Regions from separate parts of the Homo sapiens genome. Here region 2 is linked to region 1. A link is a loop called in an ENCODE intact Hi-C map of the cell type or tissue named here. Cell type or tissue: IMR-90. All regions are shown on one strand. Links, peaks and the distances in the headings refer to the core of each region. The heading gives the core; the rest is flanking DNA.

Region 1 (16,228 bases), core at 5,332-13,331:
TCAGAGAAATGCAAATCAAAACCACAATAAGATACCATCTCACACCAGTTAGAATGGCAATCATTAAAAAGTCAGGAAACAGGTGCTGGAGAGGATGTGGAGAAACAGGAACACTTTTACACTGTTGGTGGGACTGTAAACTAGTTCAACCATTGTGGAAGTCAGTGTGGCGATTCCTCAGGGATCTAGAACTAGAAATACCATTTGACCCAGCCATCCCATTACTGGGTATATACCCAAAGGACTATAAATCATGCCGCTATAAAGACACATGCACACGTATGTTTATTGCGGCACTATTCACAATAGCAAAGACTTGGAACCAACCCAAATGTCCAACAATGATAGACTGGATTAAGAAAATGTGGCACATATACACCATGGAATACTATGCAGCCATAAAAAATGATGAGTTCATGTCCTTTGTAGGGACATGGATGAAATTGGAAATCATCATTCTCAGTAAACTATCGCAAGAACAAAAAACCAAACACCGCATATTCTCACTTATAGGTGGGAATTGAACAATGAGAACACATGGACACAGGAAGGGGAACATCACATTCTGGGGACTGTTGTGGGGTGGGGGGAGGGGGGAGGGATAGCATTGGGAGATATACCTAATGCTAGATGATGAGTTAGTGGGTGCAGCGCACCAGCATGGCACACGTATACATATGTAACTAACCTGCACATTGTGCACATGTACCCTAAAACTTAAAGTATAATAATAAAAAAAAGACTACTTATTAAATTCAGACTTTTCCAAGGTGATTATGCATGCTACAATATTAAAGAAACCTATATAATTTTTGGAAAAGCTACAAATTTATAAAATAATGTGTAGTAATTAAATCAAAGTAATTGGGATAAGTATTAAGGATGCTTCACAATAAGAACTTTAAAATGCAAATAGAAAAAAGAAGTATAAGTAAATATACTTTCCACGTAAACAAACACATATTAAAGTACAGTAAATACAAATTACATACAAAAATAATTGTTAAAAAATAACAAGTTCAAATATAAAAATAACATTATACTTTTGCTTCTCGTTATGATGGAGTAGCTTGAAGCAATCCAGCTCTCCTACTGAGAATAATTACAAGAACCAGATTTAAAACATTTAAAGCCACTTTAAAAAAATAAGAGAGCGCTGAAGAAGCTAGGACTAGCAGAGACAGGAATCGAGTCAGAGAATTCACAGAGAAGTGAGCTGATATTCTACAGCCACTTTTTAAATTCTCTCTGTAGGACAAGAAGCTTTGAATCAGAGCTTCATGGAGGGAGAGGAAGACTGCTCAAGAAGAAAGGCATTGAGTTGCTTTGGTGGCCTTCTTGTTTCAGGAAGACATAATTAGAGACTTTGAAGAATGTGAGCTCAATAAGAAGATTGAGAAGAACTGAGCCTGACACACATGGCTCATTTTCAACATGTCTTTTGTTAAATTCTCAAAATTCATGGACAGAAGCTTAAAAATTTAAATAACCACACACACACACACACACACACACACACACACAAACACCGAAAGAGTAGTCCATGACAGAAGAAAAAAAGAGTAAAAGAAAAATGAGAGAAAAAAAAGCAAGTGGAATGAGCAAAATATTGGATCAGTAACACATTACAAAGTACAATTGTGCAAGAAATATAAAAGCTTAAAAATTTATGAAACCTATTAAATCAACATGGGTGGAAATCAGTCAATGCCACTTGAAAAACGTCTCCAGATGATTCTATGTCACTGCAAGTTGATGAAACTACTTTACAAAAACAATGGTTCTCAGATTTTAGTGACTTCAGAGTCACTTGGAGAAGTAGTTAAAACACAGCTTTCTGGGCCCAGTCCTAACCCCTGAGTTTCTAATTCATTAAGTCTGGGATGAAGCTTAAGAATTTATATTTCTAAATTGCTTTTGGCAGTATGGTCATTTTCACAGTAATATTTAGTATACATATCCATGAGCATGAAATATGTTTGCATTTGTTTGTGTCTTTTATAATTTTTTTCAGTAGTGTTTTGTAGTTTTCCTTATAGAGGTCTTTCACCCCCTTGGTTAGGTATATTCCTACTTGGTTTATTTTATTTTATTTTGCAGCTCTTGTAAAAGAGGTTGAGTTCTTGATTTGATTCTCAGCTTGGTTAGTGTTGGTGTATAGCAGTGCTACTGACTTGTGTATGATGATTTTGTATCCTGAAACTTTGCTAAATTCGTTTATATGTTTTAGGAGCTTTTGGGGTGAATCCTTAGGGTTTTCTAGGTATACAATTATATAATCAGTGCACAACACAGTTTTATTCCCTTTTTACCAATTTAGGCGCCCTCTATTTCTTTCCCTTGTCTGATTGTTCTGGCTAGGAATTCCAGTACAATGTTGAATAGAAGTGGTGAAAGTGGGCACCCTTGTCTTGTTCCAGTTCTCAGGGGGAATGCTTTCAACTTTTCCCAATTCAGTGTAATGTTGGTTATGGGATTGTCATAGATGGCTTTTATTACCTTAAGGTTTGTCCTTTCTTTGCCTATTTTGCTGAGGGTTTTAATCATAAAGAGATACTGGATTTTTTCAAATTATTTTTCTGCATCTATTGAGATGACCATGTAATTGTTATTTTTAATTCTGTTTGTGTGGTGTATCACATTTATTGACCTGTGTTTTAAATCATCCCTGTATCCCTGGTATGAGTCCCACTTGATCATAGTGAATTATCTTTTAGATATGTTGTTGGATTTGGTTAACTAGTATTTTGTTGAAGACTTTTGCATCTATATTCATTGGGGATATTGGTACCATCATCATTCCTCACAGAACAAAAAAAAAATTATAAAATTCATATGGAACCAAAAAGGAGCCAAAGCAAGACTAAGCAAAAAGAACAAATCTGGAGGTATCACATTACCTGACTTCAAACTATATATAAGACTATAGTAACCAAAACAACATGGTACTGTCATAAAAATAGACACATTGGCCAATGGAACATAATAGACACCCTATAAATAAAGCCAAATACTTATAGCTAACTGATTTTTGACAAAGCAAACAAAAACATAGAGTGGGTAAAGGACAACCTATTCAACAAATGGTGTTGGGATAATTGTCAAGCCACTTGTAGAAGAATGAAACTTGATCCTCATCTTTTACCTTATACAAAAATAAACTTAAGATTGATCAAAGACTTAAATCTAAGACTTGAAACAATAAAAATTTTAGAAGACAACATCAGAAAATCTCTTCTAGACATTGGCTTAGGCAAAGGCTTCATGACCAAGAACTCAAACACTAACGCAACAGAAAGATAATTAGATGAGACTTAATTAAACTAAAAAGTTTCTGCACAGCAAAATAATAATAATAATCAGTAGAGTAAACAGACAACCCACAGAGTGGGGGAGACTCTTCACCAATATTCATCTGAGAAAGAACTAATATCCAATACCTACAAGGAACTCCAACAAATCAGCAAGGAAAACAACAACAACAACAATCCCACCAAAAAGTGAGCTGAGGACATGAATAGACTATTCTCAAAAGAAGATATACAAATGGCCAACAAACATATGACAAAAATGCTCGACACCACTAATTATCAAGAAAATGCAAATCAGAACCACAATGCAATAGCACTGTATTAGTCCATTCTCATGCTGCTATAAATAACTGCCCAAGACTGGGTAATTTATAAAGGAAAGAGGATTAATTGACTCATAGTTCCACAGGGCCTGGGAAGTCTCAGAAAACTTACAATCATGGCAGAAGGGAAAGCAAAAACATCCTTCTTCACAGGGTGACAGGACAGAGAAGAATGAGAGCTGAGCAAAGGAGGAAGCCCCTTATAAAACTATCAGATCTTGTGGGAACTTACTATCATGAGAATAGCATGGGAGAAACCACCCCATGATTCAATTACCACCCACTGGGCCCCTCCCAAATAACATATGGGGATTACAATTCAAGATGAGATTTGGGTGGGGACACAGTCAAATCATACCAACCACCTTACTTCTCCAAGAATGGTCATAATTAAAAAATCAAAAAATAATGGATGTTGGCATGGATATAGTGAAAAGGGAGCCCTTTTACACTGGTGGTGGAAATGTAAACTAGTACAACCACTATGGAAAACCATGGAGATTCCTTGAAGAATTAAAATTAGATCTATAATCTGATACAGAAATCCCACTACTGAGTATCTACCCAGAGGAAGTCAATACACAAAAAAGTCACTTGCACATGCATGTTTATAGCAGCACAATTCATAATTTCAAAAATATGGAACCAGGCCAAATGCCCAGCAAGCAATGAATGGATAAAGAAAATGTGATATATATATCACAAAATGTTTTTTATATATATATATACACACATATAAATCACAAAATGTTATATATATATCACAAAATGTTACATATATACACATGTATGTGTGTATATATATATTTTTATATTTATGTATATACACACACACACACACACACACACACACACAAACCATGGAATACTACTCAGCCATAAAAAGGAACATAATAATGGCATTTGCAGCAAACTGGATGGAATTGGAGACCATTATTCTAAGTGAAATAACTCAGGAATGGAAAACCAAACATCATATGTTCTCACTTATAAGTGGGAACTAAGCTATGAAGATGCAAAGGCATAAAAATGACACAATGGACTTTGAGGACTTGGAGGGAAGGGTTGGAGGGAGCTGAGGGATAGAAGACTGCACATTGGGTACAGTGTACACTGCTTGGGTGATGGGTGCACCAAAATCTCAAAAATCACCACTAAATGTTTCATGGATAAGGTGACTTACTCATGTAATCAAATATCATCTGTTCCCCCAAAATCTATTGAAATAAAAAAAAGCAAAAACAATTTATATTTCTAATAAGTTCCCAGGTGACACCAATGGAGCTAATCCAAAGACCAGATGTTGAAAACCATTGTATTCAAGATATTCTTAGAAAATTAAAATGATTTGGGTAGTTAAATTACATGTGACATTTTTGTGTGTTTGTTCTATCATATTCTATAGTGGCACATTTTAGAGTTGTATATGTATTGTTACTGTGACAACACATTTTAATATTCTAGTGCTGTTTCAAGTTTAATTGAGAAGGATATGGAGAATGCTCAGTCTGTATATGTTTATGAAGAATAAGTCAAGTTCATTTAAGCTTCATGCCTGTTTTTTACTTGCTTATCTTTCAACATTGTACTAATACTTAAATTTGGAAAGTATTGAATGTATTGCTGTAGTATTAGAGACAAATTCTATAATATAGAATCTTTACCCAGCAATCTTATCCACCTCCTGACAAGTACAGGTCCCTATATCATTGAACAAGTCTCTAGGTAGCTAAGTGTAATTATTGCACAAGCAGCCTCCTTCTTTCTCTCTGGTCAGTGCTTCCTTAGCTTTTTTCTCCAAATGGTTCATTTATTTAGTTAATTTGAGCTAAATATGTGTCACAGATTCTATGTTTGGAGAAGTGCAGAAACCTTGTTTGATCTAGCTTCCTTTGTTGTAATAATCAGGAAATTGGCACATTTTAATCTCTAAATTAATACTTTTATAAATTAATAAAATAAACTAAAATTCTTGTCTCGATTCCACAATTTTCTATTTAATAAAAATAATGGAATAACTTATATTTAAGCTTAAAGTGTGTTTAAAGGTGATAACCAAATTAACATTTTATTCATGAGATTTTAGTTGACCATAAGCTTGAAGAGTTACCTTACATTTTAATCATTTGAAAAAAACAGCTACAAATTATTAAGTGATTATTCGTTGACCTGCATGTTTAGAAGTGTAGTGCTATTGATATGAAAACTGTAAATTCTATTGTTCAGCTTATATCTGATATATTGCATTTATTTCTGAGTACTAGATTTCAAGAGGCTCATAGATACACCACAGAAAAAAAAACAACCCTGATGGAGAGGTGACCAGAATAAGGAATCTTTCTAATCATTTAGACAATATTTTATTTTAAACAATTTAACTATTCCTCCTTTAACATAAGATAGATTTGGAACAAAATGAGAAGCTATAAGAAGGTAATACAACATATTGGTTTTCTTAATAGTGTTTTCTAAAACTGAGATAGAATCTTTAATGAATCTCTGAATTGGTTGCCATCGTCACAAATTAAAGGGAATAGAATCACAAGTCAAGGATTTTTATGAAAGTGATCATTCTAGCAAATGGATGGCAGAAATAAACAACTTTTAAGAGGTGCTATCACTCCTAGCTCTAGTCTAAATTTTGTTCATGAGACAGAGATTCTACAATGTAGAGGTCTTCTGACAAAGAAAAAACCCTAAACTGTTTTAGAAGCCCCCAAATAACAGTGACATCTGACTCACAGGCAACATAACCTCAATTTTAGAACACAAATTAAAGCATTATTTTTAAAACAAATATTGCTTACTGTTTCATCACTAGATCAAATTTTCAAGTAAAGGCATGACATATATTTTTATATGAAATCAGACTTGTTGAAATGTTCTTATTTGAAAGGTACTCTCTGGAAAAGATCACCAGAAAGCCATTCCTCTAATGTTAAAACTAACCATTTAGGAAAAGCAAAAAAACTCTAACTCCTTCATACAACAAAACAATTAGATGGATAAAATATTTGTATGTTAAAAAATTAACAGTGTCACAAAAGTGACAACAAAATATATAAGTGAATATTTTTCAATTCTAATCATAGGGAATGAATGCCTTAATTTGAAATAATAATACTCAGACTCTCCAAAGCTAAAAGTTGATATATTTCACTACCTAACCTTTTCGACTACTGTTGCTAAAATCTAAGTAAAACAAAATAAATCAAGTCTAAAGAAGAAATAAAACTGAAAAATGTTATTAATAGTTGACTAAGAATGTATTTTCTTACCATAGAAAGAACTCCAAAAAGTAGAAAAAATATTCAGATCTAGTGAAACACTAATAGAAAAGAAATACATGATGAGTTTATACCTAATTGTTAACAGGAATGAAATTGATATTGAGTTTAGGAGGTGTGCTATAAGAAAGAAAACTTGCTTTTATCATGTTTCTGTATTATTTAGCTCTGAACCAAGAAAACATATTAAATTTATAGGATAAAAATTAATAAAAATATGTATTAAATGTCCTGCAAACTATTATAGATAAATATTTATAGTGGGATACAAGTTGATAAAAATATATCTGTATTGGCTAATATATGTAAAATATATGGACAATTATATACAACATTGATGACAGTGGTTACTCTGCTGGATACAACAAAAGTTTTGAAAGGAGTATTTTTAGTTGTCATTCTGTAAGCTTTATTCTTTAAAAATAAATACATATTTATTTTAAAGTAAGAATATACAAAATATGTATTAATTATTGCATATAACCAAATGCAATATAACATGATGCATATTAATTATTTACCACTGAAAACTTTCATCAAAGTAACTACAATCACGCTTTCACTATCAAAAATAAATACTTGAGTTATTGGCATAAATATTGAAATTCAAAATATGGGATTTGTGGTGCCATTGATCCATGCCCAAGAATGTCACTTTCTTCCTCTCTCCTAGAGGCAAAGTAAATAGAATAAATTTTGATTAGAACATAAAAAATTGATTGACCATATTAACTTACTAAGTAGCTATTAAAAGTCTACTGAATGTTATGCTAGGAAAAACATTAATATCAAATGTAATTCCTTGTACATGTAAGGTCTTGTACATTTTCTCCCACAAATTAAAAATAATGGCCAATGACAGAGGAAAATCATAGTATAAAAACAAAATAAATATTTGTACATGGAAGTACCTGTGGTCCTTCTAAATTCTAGTGAGATGTGTACTTTCTTAGCTAATACTCTTATCCTGTGATGCTGACATTGCCTTTCTTTCTCAGTATCTTATCATTTTTCTGGACACTGTTCAAGATCTTATAGTTTCTCAGTTCTGAATAGGTAAGAGGAACTGTTAACTTGTTTGTTTTGCTCATAGTAACTGTTTAAATTAAAATCTTTTACATGAATTCAATAAGTTAAATAACTACAATTTAATTTTGCTACTACAGAATTGGGACAAAGTATTTTAGAAAAATCAAATATATAGATTTATAAATTACTTCTATTCAAAAAAACCCATGAAATTTTAAAATAAATTACTCATACATATATGTATATAAAATTCAGATAATAAATAGAATATTACTAAAATATTTTTCAAATACACTCATACTGTTTTTGAATAATCATGTTTATCATATATAAATTACACATAAATATAAGGTAAAATTATAATTTATAAAGTTTATAACTATAAATGAATTATATATAATTTATATATTTCTAATGATTTTCTTATGTTAATTGATAACTTCTACACATAATTTCTTGATATATTGCACACACACTACCAAATTGCCTCATGGATGGTATCATTTTTTTAAATACTTGAACAATGGTTCCATTTAAATGCAAATAGCACCTGTCTTCTAAAACTTTTAAGACTAAAATAATCTATTAAACACACACCACATTATGGTAACACCGCCATCTGCTGGATAGGTTTATCAAATTTTTGATGCTTGGTAATAAGTATGACCATTACTGCTATTTAAAGTTGTAAATTGCAAGAAATCATGAATCTACATTTATTGACTATCCACATATCTACAGTTTCCTCTCAATAAATAAAATAAGAATTCATATAAAAATTAGGTACATTAATTTTTTTTAGGTTTGGTAAAGTTTTTATTATTAGCTATAAACAATCAGATTTAATGAAGCAATATATCTGCTCATAAAAAGTATAAGGGATTATTAGAATTTTACACAAAATATCCCTACTCACAGAAGGCCTAATGGAATAAAAACAGTAATTAAAATGCCAAAAATAATTTTTGGTGTTTGACACCGGGAAAATGAAACATTTTGCCTAATTTTTGATAGTGTTACATGTTGAGATATGACATGTATGGCATTTCCATTGACACAAAGCCTTGCTTTTTAGCTCAAACACATCTCGTACTTTCTTTAACTTTCCCTTCAACCTTTATTTTAAGTTCAGGGATAAATGGTCAGGATGTGCAGTTTTGTTACATAAGTTAATGTGTGCTTTGATGATTTGTGGCACAGATCACCCCACCTACTAGGTAATAAGCCCAGCATCAATTAGCGATTTTTCCTGATGCTATTCCCCCAACCCCACCCCAACAGGTCCTGTGTGTGTTGTTTTTCCCCACCATGTGTCCATGTATTCTCATCATTCAGCTCCCACTCATAAGTGAGAACATGTAGTGTTTGGTTTTCTGTTCCTGCATTAGGTTGCTGGAGAATGGCTTCCAACTCCATCTATGCCCCTGCAAAGGACATGATCTTGTTCTTTTTTATGGCTGCATAATATTCCATGGTGTATATGTACCACATTTTCTTTATCCAGTCTATCATTGATGGGCATGTAGGTTGATTCCATGTCTTTGCTATTGTAAATAGTACTGCAATAAACATATGCATGCATGTACCTTTATAATAGAATGATTTATATTCCTTTGGGTATGTATCCAGTAATGAGATTCTTGAGTCCAATGGTATCTCTGCCTCTAGGTCTTTGAGGAATAGCCACACTGTCTTCCAAAATGGTTGAACTAATTGACATAGGTACATTAATTTTTATGAGACAAAGAGATTCTGCAACGGAGAGGTCTTTTGCCAAAGAAGAAAGTCTAAATAGTTTTAGAAACCCTAAGACAATAGTGACAATTTGACTCACAAGCAACATAAATATGGTGTTCAATTTTTTCTTATCCCACTAGACACCAAATTTATGACCAACATAAAAATAAATAAATAAATAAATAAATAAATAAATAAATAAATAAATTGAGTAAAGCCACATTGCTGCTTAAAACTTGACTCTCTTACCAGACTTGTCACTAGAGATTTGGCTAAATGCAATTAAAAGTGAAACAAACACTTGACCTAGAAGGAAGACATATGATTTTTCTGGCTTCAAAAATAGAATGTTCTATGGTTAAAAAGACAGCTAGGTACTCAATGGAGGAATCCTGATAAACCCCAAAGATGAAGGCAGTGATTGGCATGTTCTTAGCTCCGTGAGGGCAGAGAACATCTCCTTCTGAACATTATTTCCTATTGTATAGCTATATTCATTAAATGATATTGGGCATGACTAACTGTTATTGATTGAAAAGCAACCCTAAGAAGAATAATATTTGGGCAGTAGAAATCTTTTTTAGAATGAGTAGCCACAGTGTATTGGAAGCTCTTTTGATGTGTGGCTGTCACATATATAAAGAACAACATTAGAAAGGCTTCTTTTTCAGAGTGAGTAGTTACTGTAAGCAGAGAACTATTTTTAAGGTTTTCCTTTAACTGAGTACAAAAATGAAAAGTGTCAAAACCATGTAAAAACACAAGAGGTCAAAAGCCAGGGACTTTTATTGCTAATCAAAGAGTTGCTGTCACAAAACACTTTTGTTGCTATAAACAAAGCAGAACTTTAGTTTTAATTTCGTTCTCTAGATACAAAAGAACATATCTCAGCTATAAAGCTAGAGCAAGTAGTAATAAAGAACAAACTGTCTAAAAAGATGAAAATACATTGTTTTGATTTGATAAACATTATTTTGTTAAGAATGCTTAAAACAACCTATTGGAAATTACAGAAAACTAAATTGAAGCTGTAGTAAGCAAAAGAGTGTAGTACTGATATAAAAATAAACACATAGATCAATGGAATGGAAGACAGACCACAAAAATAAAGCCATAGACCTACCACCAACCGATCTTCAACAAAGTTATCAAAAACATTTGCACTGGGGAAATGACATCCTGTTCAATAAATGGTGCTGGGAAAATTGGATAGCCACAGGAAGAATGAAACTGGGCCCATTCCTCTTATCATCTACAAAAATTAATTTGAGATGGATTAAAGACTTAAATATAATACCTGAAAACTATAAAAATCCTAAAAGAAAACCTGGGAAAAACTCTTCTGGATATTGGCCTAGGCAAAGAATATATGACCGAGTCTTCAAAAGCCAACCAACAAACTAAATTCATGACAATTGACAAAATAATATAAAAGAAGGTAATTATAAGAAAATGTGAAAGATACGGAAAATTCAGTCTAGGAAAAACAAGCTAAAAAAGAATGAGATAGTGGGCATGGTAGCATGTGCCTGTAGACCTAGCTAATCAGGATGCTGAAGTGGCAGAATTGCTTGAGCTCAGGAGCTAGAGGCTGCAGTGAGCTTTGATGACGCCACTGAACTACAGTCTGGGTGACAGAGTGAGACCCTGTTTCAGAAAAAAAAAAGCAGAAAAAATACAAATTATGTATTACTCAAATAAGTGATAGGCTGAACATGGTGGTTCACACCTGTAATCCAAATACTTTGGGAGTCTAAGATGGGAGGATGGCTTGCACCCAGGAGTTTGAGACCTGCTTGGGAAACATAGAGTGACTACCATCTCTACAAAATTACAAAAAATTAGGGGGGCATAGTGGCATGTGCCTTTAGGCCCAGCTACTTGGGAGGCTGAGGTATTAAGATTGCTTGAGCCCAGGAGGGTAAGGCTGCATTGAGCCAAGTTTGTGTCATTGCAGCCTGGGGGACAGAGTGAGACCCTGTCTCTAAAAAACATAATAATAACAATAATCACAACTATTTTGGACGGGCACTGTGGTTTACGCCTGTAATCCCAACACTTTGGGAGGCTGAGGCAGACAGATCACCTGAGGACAGGAGTTCGAGCCCAGCCTGGCCAACATGGTGAAACCCCATCTCTACTAAAAATACAAAAAACTAGCCAGGTGTGATGGTGCACGCCTGTAATCCCAGCTACTCGGGAGGCAGAGACAGGAGAATCACTTGAACCTAGGAGTTGTAGATTGCAGTGAGCCAAGGTCTTGCCATTGCTCACTCCAGCTTGGGTGACTAGAACAAGACTTCATCTCAAAAAAAAATAATAATAATAATAATAATCTTAAACTGAAGCTTAACATGAATGTATAAACAAAATCTAAGTATTCTAATATCAAGTGTCATTTCATTGAAATATTTGAGTTTTAATATTCAAAAACAATATAAGCACACAAATAACACAGGATAGAGATGAGGGAAAACAAAGGAAAAGAACACAGCCTGGAAACAACAAAGGATATTGATAACAAAGCTGCAAGGAAAGATCTTTTATGGGGAGGGAGAAGGTAAGAAGTAGACAAAGACTTAAAATTCAAGAATTCTCCAATCAGCCAAAATACTTTTTATGCATAAAGAAAATAGATATTCCTGACTCAGTAGATGCTTACAAATTATTCCCTGATTAAGTCATTAAAACAAGCGTTCAGTAATTATATCACTTATGTAACTTCTTAAATAAATTACACAGATATAATTGTTTGAACAAAAGATGAAGTAAAACACAAGCTGAAGAATATAAGACTGTACAAAAAGTTTACTGTTGTCAATTAAATTAGCTAAATATGAGTCAAGTCCACATAATTATTCTACAAATAAAAAATAATCAATTAGAATAATCTCAAAAGAAATACATAATATAAAATTAACATGAATATTTATCTGCACCAAAATATCTCTGATTTAATAAACAAATTGAATGGAGTATATGAGGAAAGTGTTTAGAATTTAAATATCCATCTTTTACAGATGGGCTACTCTTTTATTGTTTACATTGCCAATAAAAATAAAGTTTCAGGTGTGTGTCTGCTTGCAAGGATGTGTGTGTGTGTGTGTGTGTGTGTGTGTGTGTGTGTGTGTGTGTGTATCTGGTTAATTGTAAAAACATAATTAATTGATTTTAATGGTAAATCATTTTCTCCTACTGTCTTTTGGGATCTGTGATGTAGCACTAGTTGTTTTTCTCCTGCCCCTGGATGAAAAGCTGGGCAGTATCCTTATATTTTCGATTCACTGATCCCAGAGAAATACAAACTACCATCACAGAATACTGTAAACACCTCTACGCAAATAAATTAGAAAATCCAGAAGAAATGGATAAATTTCTGGACACATAAACCCTCCAAGACTAAACCAGGAAGAAGTTGAATCTCTGAATAGACCAATAACAGGCTCTGAAATTGAGACAATAATTAATAGCTTACCAACCAAAAAAAATTCCAGGATCAGACAGATTCACAGCCAAATTCTACCAGAGGTACAAGGAGGAGCTGGTACCATTCCTTCTGAAACTATTCCAATTGACAGAAAAAGAAGGAATCCTCCCTAACACATTTTATGAGGCCAGCATCATCCTGATACCAAAGCCGGGCAGAGACACAATAAAAATAGAGAATTTTAGACAAATATCCCTGATAAACATCGATGCAAAACTCCTCAGTAAAATACTGGCAAACTGAATCCAGTAGCACATCAAAAAGCTTGTCCACCATGATCAAGTGGGCTTCATCCCTGGGATGCAAGGCTGGATCAACAAACGCAAATCAATAAACGTAATCCAGCATATAAACAAAACCAAAGACAAAAACCACATGATTATCTCAATAGATGCAGAAAAGGCCTTTGACAAAATTCAGCAGCCCTTCATGCTAAAAACTCTCAATAAATGAGGTATTGATGGGACGTCTCTCAAAATAGTAAGAGCTATTTATGACAAACCCACAGGCAATATCATACGGAATGGGCAAAAACTGGAAGCATTCCCTTTCAAAACTGGCACAAGACAAGGATGCCCTCTCTCACCACTCCTATTCAACATAGTGTTGGAAGTTCTCGCCAGGGCAATCAGGCAAGAGAAAGAAATAAAGGGTATTCGATTAGGAAAAGAGGAAGTCAAATTGTCCCTGTTTGCAGATGACATGAATGTATATCTAGAAAACCCAATCTTCTCAGCCCAAAATCTCCTTAAGCTGATAAGCAACTTCAGCAAAGTCTCAGGATACAAAATCAATGTGCAAAAATCACAAGCATTCTTATACACCAATAACAGACAAATAGAAAGCCAAATCATGAGGGAATTCCCATTCACAATTGTTTCGAAGATAATAAAATACCTAGGAATCCAACTTACAAGGGATGTAAAGGATCTCTTCAAGGAGAACTACAAACCACTGCTCAACGAAATAAAAGAGGACACAAACAAATGGAAGAACATTCCATGCTCATGGGTAGGAAGAATCAATATCATGATAATGTCCATACTGCCCAAGGTAATTATAGATTCAATGCCTTCCCCATCAAGCTACCAATGACTTTCTTCACAGAATTGGAAAAAACTACTTTAAAGTTCATATGGAATCAAAAAAGAGCCCACATTGCCAAGTCAATCCTAAGCCAAAAGAAAAAAGCTGGAGGCATCACACTACCTGACTTCAAACTATACGACGAGGCTGCAGTAACCAAAACAGCATGGTACTGGTACCAAAACAGAGATACAGACCAATGGAAGAGAACAGAGCCCTCAGAAATACTACCACACATCTACAACTATCTGATCTTTGACAATCCTGACAAAAACAAGAAATGGGGAAAGGATTCCCTATTTAACAAATGGTGCTGGGAAAACTGGCCACCCATATGTAGAAAGCTGAAACTGGATCCCTACCTTACACCTTATACAAAAATTAATTCAAGATGGATTAAAGACTTAAATGTTAGACCTAAAACCATAAAAACCCTAGAAGATAAACCTATTCAGGTTTTCAATACCATTCAGGACATAGGCATGGGCAAGGACTTCATGTCTAAAACACCAAAAGCAATGGCAACAAAAGCCAAAATTGACAAATGGGATCTAATTAAACTAAGGAGCTTCTGCACAGCAAAAGAAACTACCATCAGAGTGAACAGGCAGCCTACAGAATGGGAGAAAAATTTTGCAATCTACTCATCTGACAAGGGGCGAATATCCAGAATCTACAAAGAACTCAAACAAATTTACAGGAAAAAAACAAACAACTCCATCAACAAGTGGGCAAAGGATATGAACAGACACTTCTCAAAAGAAGACATTTATGCAGCCAACAGACACATGAAAAAAATGCTCATCATCACTGGCCATCAGAGAAATGCAAATCAAAACCACAATGAGATACCATCTCACACCAGTTAGAATGGCGATCATTAAAAAGTCAGGAAACAACAGGTGCTGGAGAGGATGTGGAGAAACAGGAACACTTATACACTGTTGGTGGGACTGTAAACTAGTTTAACCATTGTGGAAGAGACTGTGGTGATTACTCAGGGATCTAGAACTAGAAATACCACTTGACCCAGCCATCCCAGTATATATCCACTGGGTATACACCCAAAGGATTATAAATCATGCTGCTATAAAGACACATGCACACATATGTTTATTGTGGCACTATTCACAATAGCAAAGACTTGGAACCAACCCAAATGTCCAACAACGATAGACTGAATTAAGAAAATGTGGCACATATACACCATGGAATACTATGCAGCCATAAAAAAGGATGAGTTCATGTCCTTTCTAGGGACATGGATGAAGCTGGAAATCATCATTCTCAGCAAACTATCACAAGGACAAAAAACCAAACATCGCATGTTCTCACTCATAGGTGGGAATTGAACAATGAGAACACTTGGACACAGGAAGGGGAACATCACACACTGAGGCCTGTCGTGGGGTGGGGGGAGGGGGGAGGGATAGCATTAGGAGATATACCTAATGTAAAGGACGAGTTAATGGGTGCAGCACACCAACATGGCACATGTATACATATGTAACAAACCTGCACGTTGTGCACATGTACCCTAGAACTTAAAGTATAATAAATATGTATACATATTTTTTTTAAAAAAGAAAAGAAAAAGAAAGTGTAGTTATGATCAGATTTCTCTTCCTTTCCTCTACGTAATATTTCTTCTCTTCCATAGAAAAGTAACACCTGTTTCTGGCCACTTTGAAATTGGAGTTAGGGAATAGTGGTACAAAGTGAGAAAGGAGATAAGCTTTTTATCTGAGGAATTCAAGCCCCTTTAAATTATCAGGTCCAGAGAGAGAGAGTGAAATGTGACAGCAGTCAAATCTCTCTCCTCCCTTAGGCCAAACAATTACCCTTTGATGCCATTTGGTATGTTGGCTTTAGAGTGATTGATATCCAGTAGCCCTACAATGCCATATACCAAACACCATAACTCATATCCTATATTTCAACAATGTATGGTCAATTACTAATCAATGT
Region 2 (16,228 bases), core at 3,582-11,581, 390 kb after region 1:
CTGCTTGGCATCACTAAGTTTAAAAGTGGTTAAACCACTTTGGGATTCTGAGGCGGGTGGATCACGAGATCAGGAGATTGAGACCATCCTTGCTAACACAGTGAAACCCCATCTCTACTAAAACTACAAAAAATTAGCCGGGCATGGTGGCGGGCACCTGTAGTCCCAGTTACTCAGGAGGCTGAGGCAGGAGAATGGTCTGAACCTGGGAGGCAGATCTTGCAGTGAGCCAAGATGGCCCCACTGCAATCCAGCCTGGGCGACAGAGTGAAACGCCTTCTCAAAAAAAAAAAAAAAAAAGTGGTTAAACATTTTGTTTCTTAAGGTATGATTATGTTCTCAAAAGACCATAAAAATTCCCCAGAATAAAACTGAATCTATGAATTTAGAAGATATAGACAGCTAGATATATTATATATAATATGCAATATATAATTTACATGTTCATGTTTCTGTATGTATGTGTGTGTGTATGAGTGTGTATAGATACATTTAAATGCAAAAAAACATTCTTTGGTGGTTACTCCAAGGAGTATGGGATCAACACTCCTCAAACAAAATTGATTCAGATGCCTAGCCTGATGATGCCAAACATGCCTCAAAAGATTACAAAAGGATTTCTTACTCACATAATGAAATTTTCTGGAGATAGAAGGATGAGCACCCAAATCAATCCACTGGGCTTGAGCAGAGAGAGTGGATTGGGCCCTTATAGTGACTAGAGGAATGTTCTGGGGAAATGTTCCTATGCACCCACAGGGAATTTATGGGCTTCAAACTTCCTGCTAGTGACCAGGGAAGAAGCTAGTGGGTTTTAAAATCAGCTTGGCCTAATGTGGAAAAGAAAGAAAAGTAAAGCTATCAGTGGTCAAAAATGTAGCCATATCCTTTATTATAAATCTCATTGCTAGGTTTTAACATGAGATCCTATATAGCCTTAGTTTTAGAAACTCTTGACCATAAAATAAACCCATAAAATAAAATTACCTTGCAAATAACCAACTGTATTAGTCCATTTTTCACATTACTGGTAAAGACATCCCTGAGATTAGGTATTTTATAAGATAGAAGTGGTTTAATGGACTCACAGTTCCACATGACTGAGGAGGCCTCACAATCATGGTAGAAGATGAAAGGCTCATCTCACATGGTGGCAGACAAGAGAAGAGAGCTTGTGCAGGGAAACACCTCATTATAAAACCATCAGATCTTGGGAGACTTATTCACTACCATAAAAGCAGCACAAGAAAGACCTGCACCCATGATTCAATTACCTCCCACTGGATCCCTCCCACAACATGTGGGAATTGTGAGAGCTACAATTCAAGATGAGATTTGGGTGGGGACATAGCCAAACTGTATCATTCTACCCCTGGCCCCTCCCAAATCTTATGTCCTCACATTTCAAAAGCAATCATGCCTTCCCAAGAGTCCCCCAAAGTCTTAACTCATTTCAGCATTAACTGAAAAGTCTATAGTCTAAAGTCTCACCTAAGACAAGTCATGTCCCTTCTGCCTATGAGTCAGTAAAATCAAAAGCATATTAGCTACTTCTTAGATACAATGGAGGTATAGGCATTAGATAAATACATCCATTCCAAATGGGATAAATTGGCCAAAATGAAGGGGCTAAAGGCCCCATGCAAGTCCAAAATCCAGCAGAGCAGTCAAATCTTAAAGCTCCAAAGTGATCTCCTTTGACTTCATGTCTCACATCCAGCTAACACTGATGCAAGAGGTGGGTTCCCCTGGTCTTGGGCAGCTGTACCCCTGTGGCTTTGTAGAGTACAGCCTCTCCCCTGGCAGATTTCACAAGCTGGCATTGAGTGTCTGCAGCTTTTCCAGGCTCACGGTGCAAGCTGTTGGTGGATCTACCATTCTGGGGTCTGGAGGACAGTGACCCTCTTCTCACAACTCCACTAGGCGGTGCCCAGTGAAGACTCTATGTAGGGGCTTTAACCCCATGTTTACCTTCCACACTGCCCTAGCAGAGGTTCTCCATGAGGGTCCCACCCTTACAGCAAGCTCCTGCCTGGACATCCAGGATTTTCCATAAATCCTCTGAAATCTAGTTGGAGGTTCTCAAACCTCAGTTCTTGACTTTTATGTACCTGCAGGCTCAACACTAAGTGGAAGTTGCCAAGGCTTGGGGCCTGCACCCTCTGAAGCCATGGCCTGAGCTGTACCTTGGTCCCTTTTAGCCACAGCAAGAGCAGCTGGGACGCAGGGCACCAAGTCCTTAGATTGCACACAGCAAGGGGCCCCCGGGCCTGGCCTACAAGCAATTTTTTTCTCCTAGGCTTCTGGGCCTGAGATGGGAGAGATTGCCACAAAGTTCTCTGACATATCCTGGAGACATTTTCCCCATTGTCTTGGTGATTAACATTTGGCTTCTTGTTACTTATGCAAATTTCTGCAGCAAGCTTGATTTTCTTCTTAGAAAATGGTTTTTTATTTTCTATTGCATAGTCAGGCTGAACATTTTTCAAAATTTCATGCTCTGTTTTCATTTAAAACTGAATGCTTTTGAAAGCACCCAAGTCACATCTTCACTGCTTTGCTGCTTAGAAATTTCTTCCACCAGATACCCTGAATCATCTCCCTCAAGTTAAAAGTTCCACAAATCTCTAGGGCAGGGGCAAAATGCCACCAGTTTCTTTGCTAAAACATAGCAAGAGTCACCTTTACTCCAGTTCCCAACAAGTTCTTCATCTCCACCTGAGACAACCTCAGTCTGGATTTCATTGTCCATATCATTATCAGCATTTTGGTCAAAGCCATTCAATAGGTCTCAAAGGAGTTCCAAGCATTCCTACATTTTCCTATCTTCTTCTGAGCCCTTTAAACTGTTCCAACCTCTGCCTGTTAACTAGTTCTGAAGTTGCCTCCTCATTTTGTGATATCTTTTCAGCAATGCCACACTCTACTTGTACCAATATACTGTATTAATTCATGTTCATGCTGCTGATAAAGACATACCCAAGACCAGGCAACTTACAAAAGAAAGGTCTGTTGGATCTACAGTTCTACATGGAGCAAGTCACATCTTACATGGGTGGCAGCAGGGAAAGAGAGAGCTTGTGTAGGGAAACTCCTGTTTTTAAAACCATCAGATCTCATAAGACCCATTCACTATCACTAGAGCAGCAAAGAAAAGACCTGCCCTCATGATTCAATCGTCTTCCTCCAGGTTTCTCCCACAACACATGGGAAGTATGGGAGCTACAATATGAGATTTGGGTGGGGATACAGAGCCAAAGCATATCAATACCTGAAAGTAGCAACTTGGGAACTGGGTAACAGGCAGAGGTTGGAATAATTTAAAGAGCTCAAAAGAAGACAGGAAAATGTGGGAAAGTTTAGAATTTCCTAGGGCTTATTGAATGGCTTTAACCAAAATGCTGATAATGATATGGACAATAAAATTCAGGCTGAGGTGGTCTCAGATGGAGATGAGGAACTTGTTTGGAACTGAAGCAAAGGTGTCTCTCATTGTTTTAGCAGAGAGACTGATGACACTTTGCCCATGCCCTAGAGATTTGTGGAACTCTGAACTTGAGAGAGATGATTTAAGGTATATGGTGGAAGAAATTTCTAACCAGTGAAGCATTCAAGATATGACTTGAGTGCTGTTAAAGGCATTCAGTTTTATGAGGGAAATAGAGCATAAAAGTTCAGAAAATTTTCAGCATGACAATGTGATAGAAAAGAAAATCCCATTCTGCAAATCTGCAGAAATTTGCATAAGTATTGAGAAGCCAAATGTTAATCCCCAAGATAATGGGAAAAATGTTTCCAGGGCATGTCAGAGATCTTCATGGTAGCCCCTATCATCACAGGCCTAGAGGCCTAGGAGGAAAACATGGTTTTGTGAGCCAGGCCTAAGGTCCCTGTGCTATGGGCAGCCTAGGGACTTGGTGCCCTGCATCCCAGCTGCTCCAGCCATGGCTGAAAGGGGCTAACATAGAGCTCAGGCCATGGCTTCAGAGGGTGGGAGCCCCAAGCCTTAGCATCTTCCACATAGTGTTGAGCCTGCAAGTACACAGAAGTCAAGAATTGAGGTTTGGGAACCTCAAACTATATTTCAGAAGATGTATGGAAACACCTAGATATCCAGGTAGAAGTTTGCTGTAGCAGTGGAGTCTTCATAGAGAACCTCTGCTAGGGCAATGCAGAAGGGAAATGTGGGGTGGGGTGGGAGCCCCTACACAGAGTCCCTACTAGGGCATCATCTAGTGGAGTTGTGAGATGAGGGCCACCATCCTCCAGACCCCAGAATGGTAGATCCACCGTCAGCTTGCACTGTGCACCTGGAAAAGCTGTAGACACTCAACACCAGCCCATGAAGGCAGCTGGAGGGGAGGCTGTACACTGCAAAGCCACAGGAGTGGAGCTGCCCAAGGCTATGAGAACCTACCTCTTGTGTCAGTGTGACCTGGATGTGAGACATGGAGTCAAAAGAGATCATTTTACAGGTTTAAGATTTGACTGCCTTGCTGTATTTCAGACTTGCATGGGACCTGTAGCCCCTTTGTTTTTGCCAATTTCTCCCATTTGGAATAGCTGTATTTACCCCATTCCTGTACCTCCTTTGCATCTTGGAAGTAACTAACTTGCTTTTGATTTTACAGGCTGGTAGACAGAAGAGACTTGTATTGCCATGGATGAGACTTTGGACTGTGGACTTTTCAGTTAATGCTGAAATGAGTTAAGACTTTGGGGGACTGTTGGGAAGGCATGATTGCTTTTGAAATGTGAAGATATGAGATTTGGGAGGGGCCAGGAGTGGAATGATATGGTTTGGCTTTGCTTCCCCACCCAAATCTCATCTTGTAGCTCTTGTAATTTCTACATATTGTGGGAAGGACCCAGTGGGAGATGATTGAATCATGGGGCCGGATCTTTCTTGTTCTGTTCTCATGACAGTGAATGGATATCAGGAGAACTGATAGTTTTAAAAACAGGAGTTTCCTTTCACAAGCTATCTCTTTGCCTGCTGCTATCTGTGTATCCATGTAGAACTGTAATTCCAATAAACCTCTTTCTTTTGTAAAGTGCCCATTCATGTATATGTCTTTATCAGTGGCATGAAAACAGACTAATACAGGTATCTTTAAAGCAGCGCCCCACTCTACTGGTACCAATTTACTGTATTAGTCCATTTTCACACTGCTGATAAAGATGTAAATGAGACTGGGTAATTTATAAGGAAAAAGAGTTTTAATGGACTCACAGTTTCACATGGCTGGGGAGGCCTCACATTCATGGCAGAAGGTGAAAGACATGTCGCACATGGCAACAACAAGAGAAGAGAGTTTGTGTAGGGTAACTCCCCATTATAAAACCATCAGGTCTCATGAGACTTATTCACTTATTCACTGTCATGTGAACAGCATCCACCCTCATGATTCAATTACCTCCCACCTGGTCCCTCCCACAACATGTCAGAATTATGGGAGCTACAATTCAAGATGAGATTTGTGTGGGGACACAGCCAAACCATATCACCAACCAATTAAAATATCACTCAAATATGTGAAAACAGATTGAGGTGTTAATGTGGATGGCATTTAAAAAGCCAAATACAATTTAAAAAATAGAGGTTAATTTATAAAACTTTTTATAAGATAAAAGTGATACTTTATACATGGGCTTTTGAAAATGCAAAAATGTATAAAGAAAAATATAAATCTTCCACAGACTTACTGAAAAAAATTATGTTAAAATATTTTCTTCTTGTTACTGTTCTAAATATATATCTGTACTGTATCTGTATCTGATTCTACATATTTACATATGTACATCTATATAGCTGTATCCATATCTGCATCTATCTATAATGTTTTCAGCTCAGCAATAATTGTGTTTTAACCTAACATTATCTTAGGTGCTATTCTCTCAGCAAATGTATTGTTCGAAGTTATTCCATTGAATGGGTATTCCAAATATATTTCACCATTATTCTCTCTTTATATAATATGCTGTTTTAAATATTTCTATAACAAAAATTATAAAGCACACTACTGAGAACTTTGAATTCTTTAGCTTGGATGTACTGAGTCGAACAACATGAATGATATTAATATTAATTCATATTTTAAATGTGCTTTTAAAAGAACTTGTGACAATTTCCAAATTTACCATGATATGAGAGTAAATCTCTACAAATAATCACTAGTAGTGGGTGTGTATTTCCAATACACACATATGTTTATATTCTTTGATAGTTAAAAATAATATCACAGTTTTTTATCCACACTTCTGTGATGCTGCTAGATAATTCTTGATGAATCTCTATTGTTTCTACACATCCAGACATTAGTCTTTGTTCTCCAGAACTATAGTCTCAAGAATGTTTTTACAAGCCACCCTGGAAAGATAGAGACAGGAACTCCCTCTGGTGCAAATGTATTTACATTTCCAGATAGTAAAGAGAAAGCCAGTAACTTCTTCTGTAGTGATTTAAAGATGTCTTACCCGTGAGACATTCCAGTTTAATAATTATAGAGACCCTCCTACTTCTCCAAAATGAACTTGCTTATATTCCAAGGTATAAAGACAGTGTCTGTCTCAAGAGGGGAGAAGAACAGGTTTGTCAGCAGCCCATTTATAAGACTAGAGTGTCCTAAAGGCGAGGTTCCTTTCCTGGAATGCTTCCCCATGGTATATTCATGTACCACCTGGCCCTTATCATGTTGCCCTGTGAAAACTGGGGCTCAGAGAACTGATGTGAAGTGTTACTCTGGCTAATCTACTGCATTGAATAAGAAACTTTGCTCTTACTCAGAAGTCTAATATCTTTCCACCAGATGCAACTGTAAAATTATGACTGGCTAACTTGCTAGCTTGCTGGCAGAGTGAATTCTCAAATGCTGAAATTTCTCACTTGGCATCTTAATGCTAGCGATATGGACAGGAGGCAGGGACCTAGTAGAAGAGGGCAATTCCCTTGCAAAGGCCCCACCCTCAAGCCTGGTAATCCATGTCCCTCAAAGGGAATAGGCATTCATGTTTTTGTGCCCAAATGCTGCCTTTTCCAAAACCACTCTGGCCTGCCATGCTCCTATCCTGTATGAATATAAACCCCAAGCTCCACTGACAGAGTGGCAGAACAGCACAGCAGTGAAAGAAAGAAGAGAAGGAGCTTTTGAACGTTGAGAGGAGTTTGTCTGGGGATGGTCAGAGAGGAGATCGGCCGCGAGACAGCTGAACTCCAGGGAAAGATCATCTTCTCACTCCATCTCTTTTTCAGCTCCTCATCCATTCTGTTGAGAGCCAACTCCATCACCCGATAAAATCCCCGCATTTACCATTCTTCAAGTCTGTGTGAGCTGATTCTTCCTGGATTATGGACAAGGACCTGGGGACCAAGAGGGCAGGGTGTAAAAGGCTGTCACCCTGACTCCACTGAGCTGGTTAACATTTAGCCACCCACAGATGGCAAAACTAAAAGAGCATCGTAGCACCCCTAGACATGGCCGTGGGGCAAGAGCCCAAAAGCACTTGCCCCAGCTCACCTGCATGCTCCCATAAGGGGTTTGAGTGCATGGCGGCCGAGTAAATGAGTCACACCCCTGTTGCAAGTCCCACTAAGGGGTCAGGGAACTCCTCCGTCTTAACTGGGGGCTCGCCTGTGATCCAGGGGTTCAGCACAAGGGTGAGTACAGATGCAGAGCTGTCGGATCTGCCTCTTTTCCAAGACCCTGACACCTCCCTCTTTCCTTTGAGTAAAATAAATATTGGCTCTTTTTTTCTTCATGGAAGTCTAATCGTTCCATGGAACCAGAGTAGAGTCCTGGGGCAACCAAAGGCATCTTTTGTTGCTGGAAGGCCCCAAGACTAAACTTCTTTGGCCAAGATCCCCAGACTTTGCTGTGGTGTCTTTTGTTTTTTCATGGCTTGAAATGGCTCCTATCTCTTCTGTATAATGTTAAGGGTAATGCTGCAAACTACTGAGATGTTACTAAGTACAATGTATGTTTGGCCCAGCAATCAAGGGAGCAATTTAGAACAATTTGGTTTCCATTTGTTCTTAGAGGTGCGACCCCAAACCTCCCCCTAATGGCTGCAGGTGATGCGTGGGATGGACAAGGTGCGGTGACTTACCACCTTACTGCCTCCCCTTCTGACTTGGGCACCTGGGCCTGTCTGCAGCATGCACAAGCTGTGCCCAATGGCCATGAGGGGTGGGAAAAAACCATGGCTGCCACTGGGCCCCCAGTGCCTCCTGATTGCTGCACCAGTAGAGCTTTTCCTCCCATGGTTGAGTGGTCCTTACTGGTCTGAACCGTGGAAGGGATACAGTAGTTGAAGAAACCCATTTGTACAGAGCAAGAAGTTCCCCCCAAAACACACTTTTTTTTTTGTACTTTAAGATATTTCCTTTATTCTTTTCTAAGTGAGAGGGTTCCTATCTCCAGCACTCTGCTTATAACAGGAAAAACAGTGGATGACCGACCCCTGCTGGCTGATAACTGCAAATTCACCAGGGCACATCTGAGACTTAATCTAAACAGATCCATGCAGCCCCTGAAATTTGTCCCAAAATCAATTCTAGGCTTCAGATTGAGGCCCTAGAATGAAAAACCTGATCTGAGGGATCCGAAGCTAGGCAACAGGCACAATGTAAATGGGTAGGACCAATTCCTGCTAACTAAATCTCTGTTTCATGGAAGGAGGCCATGCTCCATGACATAGATGAGGCCCAGGGAACTCAAAGGTTGTTTACGGCAGGGAAAATAGGGCGTAATGGGTAAGAGAAGATACTCCCACCCAATAGCACTTCCTCTGTTAGCACAGGTGAAAATCACTTTGGCACCCGTGGGTGGCACCTGCCAAGGTCGCCAGGACTAGGTGACAAGATGGAAGAGAAATAAAGGATGCCCACTTTCTCTCCATTACACCTCTGGTTATCACTGAAAGAAGAAAGAAAATGAAGGATGCCTCTATTTCCCTGTCTTTTAGAATTGGAAACCAGCTATCTTCACCATCCCCAGGTTGTACTTCTCTGGAGTGTACCCTGAACCAATGGGACTGATTTGACCCTCAGACTGTGGAGGAAAAATGCCTCATATCCCTCTGCACAAAGGTTTGGCCAAATTATGTTTTACAAGAAGGACTGGTTTGGCCTCAGGAAGGACCCATTCATTTTGATACAGCCCTGCAGTTGAACCTTTTCTGTAAACATGAGGACAGATGGTCTGAGGCCCTGTATGTGCAGGCTTTCTTTACCTTGCATGGCAATCCAGACCTTTCCTGACAGTGTAGGATTTATCCGTCCCTCCTGTTTGCCATCTCAGGGGAGGCTACAAGGGGCAATCCCAGGGAACTAATAAAACACATCCCAGAAGCACCTCCAACAGAGAAGCCAGCTCCCTGCAGCCTTGCTCCTCTAGGTCTACCTCATCCTCCCTATCCAGCTTCTCTCTCTTGCGTGCCCCCTCCTAGAAATCCTCACCCTAGACAAGCCCCAGTCTCGCTCTTGCTCTCCAACAGATGCCTGGTGAATTTGGCCTCAGTAAAGTCCAGGTTCCCTTCTGTCTACAGAACTTAAAACAGATTAAGGAGGATCTTGGCAAGTTTTCAGATGACTCTGACAGATAAATAGAGGCTTTCCCGAATTTCACCCAAGTATTTGAGCTCTCCTGGAAAGACTTTATGTTACTTTTGAATCAGACCCTGACTAACACTGTGAAGCAGGCTGCTCTGCAAACAAGAGTGAGATTTAGGGATGAGCTTTGTATCACATATAGCATCAGGGAAGGGGACAAACTTTATCCAACTGGAAGAGAGGCAGTACCAATAGATGACCCTGGATGGAATCCCAATGACGAAATGGGAGAATGGAAGAGGAGACTTTCAGGAGTGCATAATGGAGGGGTTACACAGGACTAGGACCAAGCCTCTCATTTATACCAAGTTATCCATGATAAACCAGGGATTTGATGAAAATCCCACTGCCTTCCTGGAAAGGCTAAGAGAGGTCTTGGTCAAGCACACTTGTCTATCTCTTGATTCAGTTGAGGGACAACTAATCCTGAAAGATAAATTTATTACTCAGGCAGCTCCTGATATCATGAAGAAGCTGCAGAAATAGGCCCTGGGACTAGATAGTACTTTAGAGAACCTCCTGAAAGTGGATACTTTGGTTTTTTATAAGTGAAAAGGAGGCCCGAGAGAGACAGAGAGGAAACACAGGAAAGATACAGGAGCTTTAATGACCACCAGGCAAGCCAACAAATCCCAGAATTCCCAGGATACACCCTTTAACTGGTACAGATGTGGCAAGCCAGGGCATTTTAGGAAGGATTGTCCAGGAAGCATGAAGTAGCCACCTTGACCTTGTCCAATCTGAAATGGGGACCACTGGAGGAGGGTGGACTGTCCCCAGAGATGCTCGTCACCAGTTCCAGACCAATCTCCCATATGGTCCAGCAGCAGGGCTGATGAGTCCCAGAGCTCATCTCTTCAACTTCCCGGTGGTCCAGACCACCATTACCATCCAGGAGCCCTGGGTAATTCTGAAAATCAAAGGGAGAAAAGTGGACCTCCTTTTGGAAACCAGAGCTGGTCTCAGTTCTCCTCTCCAACACAGGGCCCTCTCTCCTCTTAGCATGACCATGAGGGGCATCTCAGGAAGGCCTTTTACTGAATATTTTTCCTAACCTCTTAGTTGAAGTTGGGGAGACCTTTTGTTCACCCATGCATTTCTAATTCTGCCTGAAAGCCCAACTTCTCTGTTGGGCAGGGATATTCTGGCCCAACTGTGGACCACCATCCTGATGGCCCCTGGGCAAACTCTTTGTCTCCCTCTATTGGAGACTGATATTAACCCAGAAGGTTGAGCAATTGAAGGGAAGATTGGCTAAGCCACAACCGCCCTACGGGTCAAGGTCCACCTTAAGGATTCCCCCTCCTTTCCTAACCAGAAACAATATCCCCTGAAACTAGAGTTTAGGAATGGACTAGAAGCCATCATTGATAACTTGAGGATGCAGTGCCCCCTCAAGCCCTGCAATAACCCTTGTAATACCCTGATATTGGGGGAACAAAAACCCAATGGGGAATGGAAACTAGTTCAGGACCTCCACCTTGTTAATGAGGCTGTGGTTCTGATACATCTGGTGGTTCCCAATCTGTATACCCTGCCAGCTCAAATACCTGAGGTAACTAAATGGTTCACAGTCCTGGACCTAAAGAATGCCTTCTTCTGCATACCATTATACTCTGACTCTCAGTATTTGTTTGCATTCAAGGATCCTTCTAACCAAACCACCCAGTTAACCTGGACAGTGTCACCTCAGGAATTCTGAGACAGCCTCCACTATTTTGGGCAGGTAATTATCAAGAGACCTCTCTGAGTTCCTTTATCCTCAGGTTAAAGCTTTACAATACATAGATGACATTCTCCTCTGGGCTCCAACAGAGGAAATCTCTAAGGAAGGCAGTAAGGCTCTTCTTAATTTTCTAGCTAACAGATGATATAAGGTTTCAAAATCTAAAGCTCAGCTCTGTCAGACCCCAGTGAAATACCTAGGCCTAGTCCTGTCAGAGGGGACTAGGGCATTAGTCAAAGAAGGGTTTAAGAAAATCTTCTCCTTTCTCCTCCCCCAAACTGTCAAGTAACCAAGGGAATTCTTGGGCATTACAGGATTCTGCAGACTGTGGATACCTGGGTAGAGTGAAATAGCTTGTCCCTTATACCACTTAATAAAGGAGACTCAGGCAGCTAAAACTCACTGTCTAATTTGGGAACCAGAGCCTAGAAAGGCCTTTGACCAACTAAAACGAGCCTTCCTGAAGACACCAGCCATTTATCTCTCCATAGGAAAAATGTTTAATCTTTATGTGTCAGAAATAAAGGGAATGGCACTGGGAGTTCTAACATAGGCCCAGGGTACAGCCCAGTAGCCTGTTGCCTACCTAAGTAAGGAACTTGATTTAGTAGCCAAAGGGTGGCCAGCTTGCCCCTGAGCAGTCTCAGTGGTAGCCTTGCTTGTAACAGAGGCTATTAAGTTAACCATGGGGAATAACTTAACTGTTTATGCCTGAATAATGTGGTAGGACTACCATCTACTGCCTTCTTTATGTTTGTTTGTGTTTGAGATGGAGTCTTGCTCTGTTGCCCAGTCTAAAGTCTTGGCTCACTGTAACCTCTGTCTCCTGGGTTTATGTGATTGTCCCACCTCAGACATCCAAGTACCTGGGATTACAGGTATCTGCCACCACACCAGGCTAATTTTTGTACTTTTAGTAGAGACAATGGGGTTTCATCTTGCTGACTAGGCTGATCTCCAACTCTTGACCTCAGGTGATCCACCCACCTTGGCCTCCCAAAATGCTGGAATTATGTGTGTAAGCCACCATGCCCATCCCAGGACTACTGTCTTCTGAGGGGAGTCTCTAACTAACAGACAACCACCTCCTCAGGTACCAAGCTCTGCTATTAGAAAGATCTGCAGTTCAATTATATATATATATATATATATTGGGGTAAAATACTTCAATTTCTTTTAGGGCTTGTTATCTGTCATATGATGATGCTATACTAGAGTAAGATTAGAATTTGGTATGTTATTGCTACAAAAAGTCTGTTTTGTCAGACTTAAGATCTCTGTTTTAATGTTAATACTGGTCAGTTGTGCCTGAATGAGGCATTTCCAAGCCCCTTTTCTTATCATGGCCTGAACTAGTTTTTCAGGTCAACTTTGGAATGCCTTTGGCTGAGAGGAGGGGTCCATTCAGTCTGTTGGGGGGCTTAGAATTCTGTTTTGTGTTTACAGAGCACTACCATTATCAGTGACCCCTTCCCTTCCCTTTCTAATCACTGTTTCCTGTCAAAGGTAATCATTAAGCTGATTCCTAACACAGTGAAAGGGTTTGATGAGTCTGTTTCTGAAGTTTTCATAAATCAAAGTATTCAGTGTAAAACTCCTCTGTATCATTTTTTTCATCTATGTGGTTATGTGTAGTTTTCTCATAGTTCTATAGCAGAATTTTTCAATCTTGCACTATGCACATTTTGGACTGGATAATTATTTGTTATGGGAGCTGTGCATGGGAAGATATTTGGCAGCATTGCTGGCATATGCCCCTTAGAAGCCAATAACATTTCTCCAGTTGTGTCAACTAAAACTGTCTCTAGACATTGTCAAACATCCTCTGGGGATGAAATAGTCTCCAACTGAGAACCACTGTCCTATAGAATTCAAGTTAATATGATAAAAATTGTTAATCAATTTTACTACTGGTTGGTATTTTAGTTGTTTCTCTTATTTTATTTGCTGGTATGAACATTCTGCTACATATCTTGTGGTAACAATAGGCAAATCTGTTTGGTATATACATAAGGGAGGGATTACTGAGTCAAAATGTTAGTCTTAGTAGATACGCTAAGCAGTGCTTTAGAACTGGTTGTGCCAATTTATTCTTACATTAGAAGTGTGTGTGTTATATTTTCTATACAATTGTTGGTATTTTCAGCCTTAAATTTTAGTGCTTCTGGTAGATATCAAGTGTTATCTGTTTGTGGTTTTCCTTTGCGTTTTTCATTAAGTAATTAAATGCACTGCTTTTTCAGTCCATTTAATGTTGAGTGTACATTTGAATAAGTTTTTATGACTATATGTTCAAAATTTTTGCAGATTTTTAAAAATTAATTTGACCCATCTTTTGGGGAGTTCTTTAGACTTGCTAGAAGTAAATTGATTGTTAGATGTATACATAGCAAATGTAGCTTGCCTTTTTATTTTCTAAATGGTGTTTTTTGATAAGCAGTTATGTTTAACTTTAATGTAATTCCATTTATGTATCTTTATAGTTAGTATTTTTTGTGTCCCACTTGATACATTTGATATACACTAGATATTTCATATTTTCTTCTAGGACTTTTAGTGTTTTACCTTTCACTTTTAGAATTATAATCCCTAATAAATTAATATTTTATATAGGGTGAAATGAAATAAAATCTACTTTTTCTAATGGGAATATCCAATTGATACAGCACTGTTGATTAAAAGACCATTCTACTCCCATTGTAATTTATATGTTATGTAATTCACTATGTCATGGAATTATTACACTTATGTTATAAAACAGGTGACTTACGTGGCAGCATGCTCATTCTCACATGGAAACATTTCAAAAGAAAGCTTATGCTTAAGAGTGCTCTGTTTTATATTTTCTTCCACAGTTTTTGGCACCTCGACTCAGGTCAATACTGGACTTGCTGCTCCTCAACCTGGATTACTTCAGCAATGATAGTTTGCAGATCTGTCTCTCTCTCTCTCTCTCTCTTATTTTTTTTTTTTTCATTTTCAGATTCTCCTACTGAACATCTGAATAAGTCTTGCTGATGACCACGCTGTCGTCTTTCTTTAAAGACTACTGATACGGTTTGTCTCTGTGTCTCCAAACAAATCGCATCTTGAATTGTAATCCCCATGTGTTGAGGGAGGGACCTGGTGGGAGGTGATTGGATTATGGAAGTGGTTTCCCCCATACTGTTCTCGTAATAGTGAGTTCTCAAGAGATCTCTTGGTTTAAAAGTGCTTGGCAGGTCCCCCCTCACTCTCTCTTTCTCCTGCCACCTTGTGAAGAAGGTGCTTGCTTCTCCTTCGACTTCTGCTATGATTGCAAGTTTCCTAAGCCCTGCAGAACTGTGAGTCAGTTAAAGCTCTTTTCTTTATAAATTACCTAGTCTTAGCCACATTTTTATAGCGGTATGAAACGGACTAATACAACCTCCTAAATCATTACTATTTCCTTTATTGTCTTTGAATAAGTTTCTTTTAATCTTTTCATTACTCAGGGCTGTTATAGATGACATGGAAATGTACAGCCCAGTTTCCATAGGCATAAATATTTGTTTCCGGTTTTCTATCCATATTTGAATATAAGCATTCATTGAAACTCCAAGTCATTGTCCAGATTTAGCTCTCTACAACACAGAAAAATTCTAAAACTATTTCCCCTAAGAGACCTTAGAAAGATCAAATATATCTTTTGAATAATAAATAAATATAAAAAACAATATAAATATAGAAATAAAAAGACTAAAATATCCAAACTTAAACTCTTCTCTTCCTCTTGATTCAACTTTTGTTTGGCCTCCTTTGTGACCTCGACTTGAATTCCTCCATCCCCTTGCTCTGTTCCTGCTCTTCCTACTTCTGTACTTTGCAAGAACCTTTTTTTTCCTCTACCTCTTGCTGAGCACACAATTCTCATTAGATTATATCTCATTACAATGTCTTATAAAGAGTTAGATATCATGATTAGCCTTATTTTTATTGGTTAAATCTTGTTCCTGATTAATATAATCTAATGAAATATCTAGCCCTCAAAAGAAAAGACAAAAGTCAACAAACAATTTACGTTTTTCCATAAGACATATACCTTAGGATGCCTTAATATCTACCAATTATTTCATCATTTTGTGGAACTCAGTGATACTAATATTTGGTCAGAAAAAGTAAAATAGATTATCAAAATTGTATTCAATATAAGGATCAAAATTTAACAACAGATATATATATATTTATGTATGTCATATAAAAATAACATTATAATACTGTATGCTATATGTGTTATACATAACATATATATACACCTGTATATGTTATATAATATCATTTTATATGTTACATGTCATTTATATGTTATATGTAAATAACATATATATATGCACTATATATTATGTATATACAGCCATGTGTCATTTAATGACAGGAATACATTCTGAGAGATATTAGGCAATTTCTTCATTGTGTGAACCTCATAGAGTGTACTTACATAGAGTAGGTATAGTCTACTACACATCTATGCCATATGGTATAGCCTATTCCTCCTAGGCTACGAACCTGTGTAGCAGGTACTGTACTCAACATTGTAGCCAATTATAATACAATTGTAAAAATTTTTGTATATAAACATAGAAAAGGTACAGTAAAAATAGCATATAAATGATATTTTTAATGGTACACTTGTATAAGGCACTTACCATGAATGGAGCTTGCAAGACTGGAAGTTGCTCTGAGTGAGTCAGTGAGTGAGTGGTGACTGAATATAAAGGCCTAGGGCATTACTGTATACTTTATCAACACTGTACACTTAAGCTACAATAAACATAAAATAAATTTTTTTCTTCAATGTTATCCTTAGATTACTGTAACTTATTTACTTTATATACTTCTTTTAACTTTTTGACTCCTTTGTAATAACACAGTCT

Evidence for each region. A loop is a pair of places that touch in the nucleus more often than their neighbours do. Peaks named below come from ENCODE experiments on the same cell type or tissue, not always from the same donor. Only the 100,000 strongest peaks of a DNase experiment are listed, where the experiment ranks them.
Region 2: a loop joins it to region 1, with 3 times the contacts of the local background. A loop is called at or near these places in 2 of 110 quality-filtered maps.

Annotation. Positions count from the first base shown.
Region 1 is chr3:166,005,615-166,021,842 of GRCh38, reverse strand. No RefSeq gene overlaps it. Among named protein-coding and RNA genes, the nearest start is that of BCHE, 180 kb to the right of the region's middle. In IMR-90, for the core only: a CTCF peak has its summit at 8,573 (motif pointing left); no DNase peak of the experiment used is centred there.
Region 2 is chr3:165,617,188-165,633,415 of GRCh38, reverse strand. No RefSeq gene overlaps it. Among named protein-coding and RNA genes, the nearest start is that of BCHE, 210 kb to the left of the region's middle. In IMR-90, for the core only: a CTCF peak has its summit at 8,469 (motif pointing left); no DNase peak of the experiment used is centred there.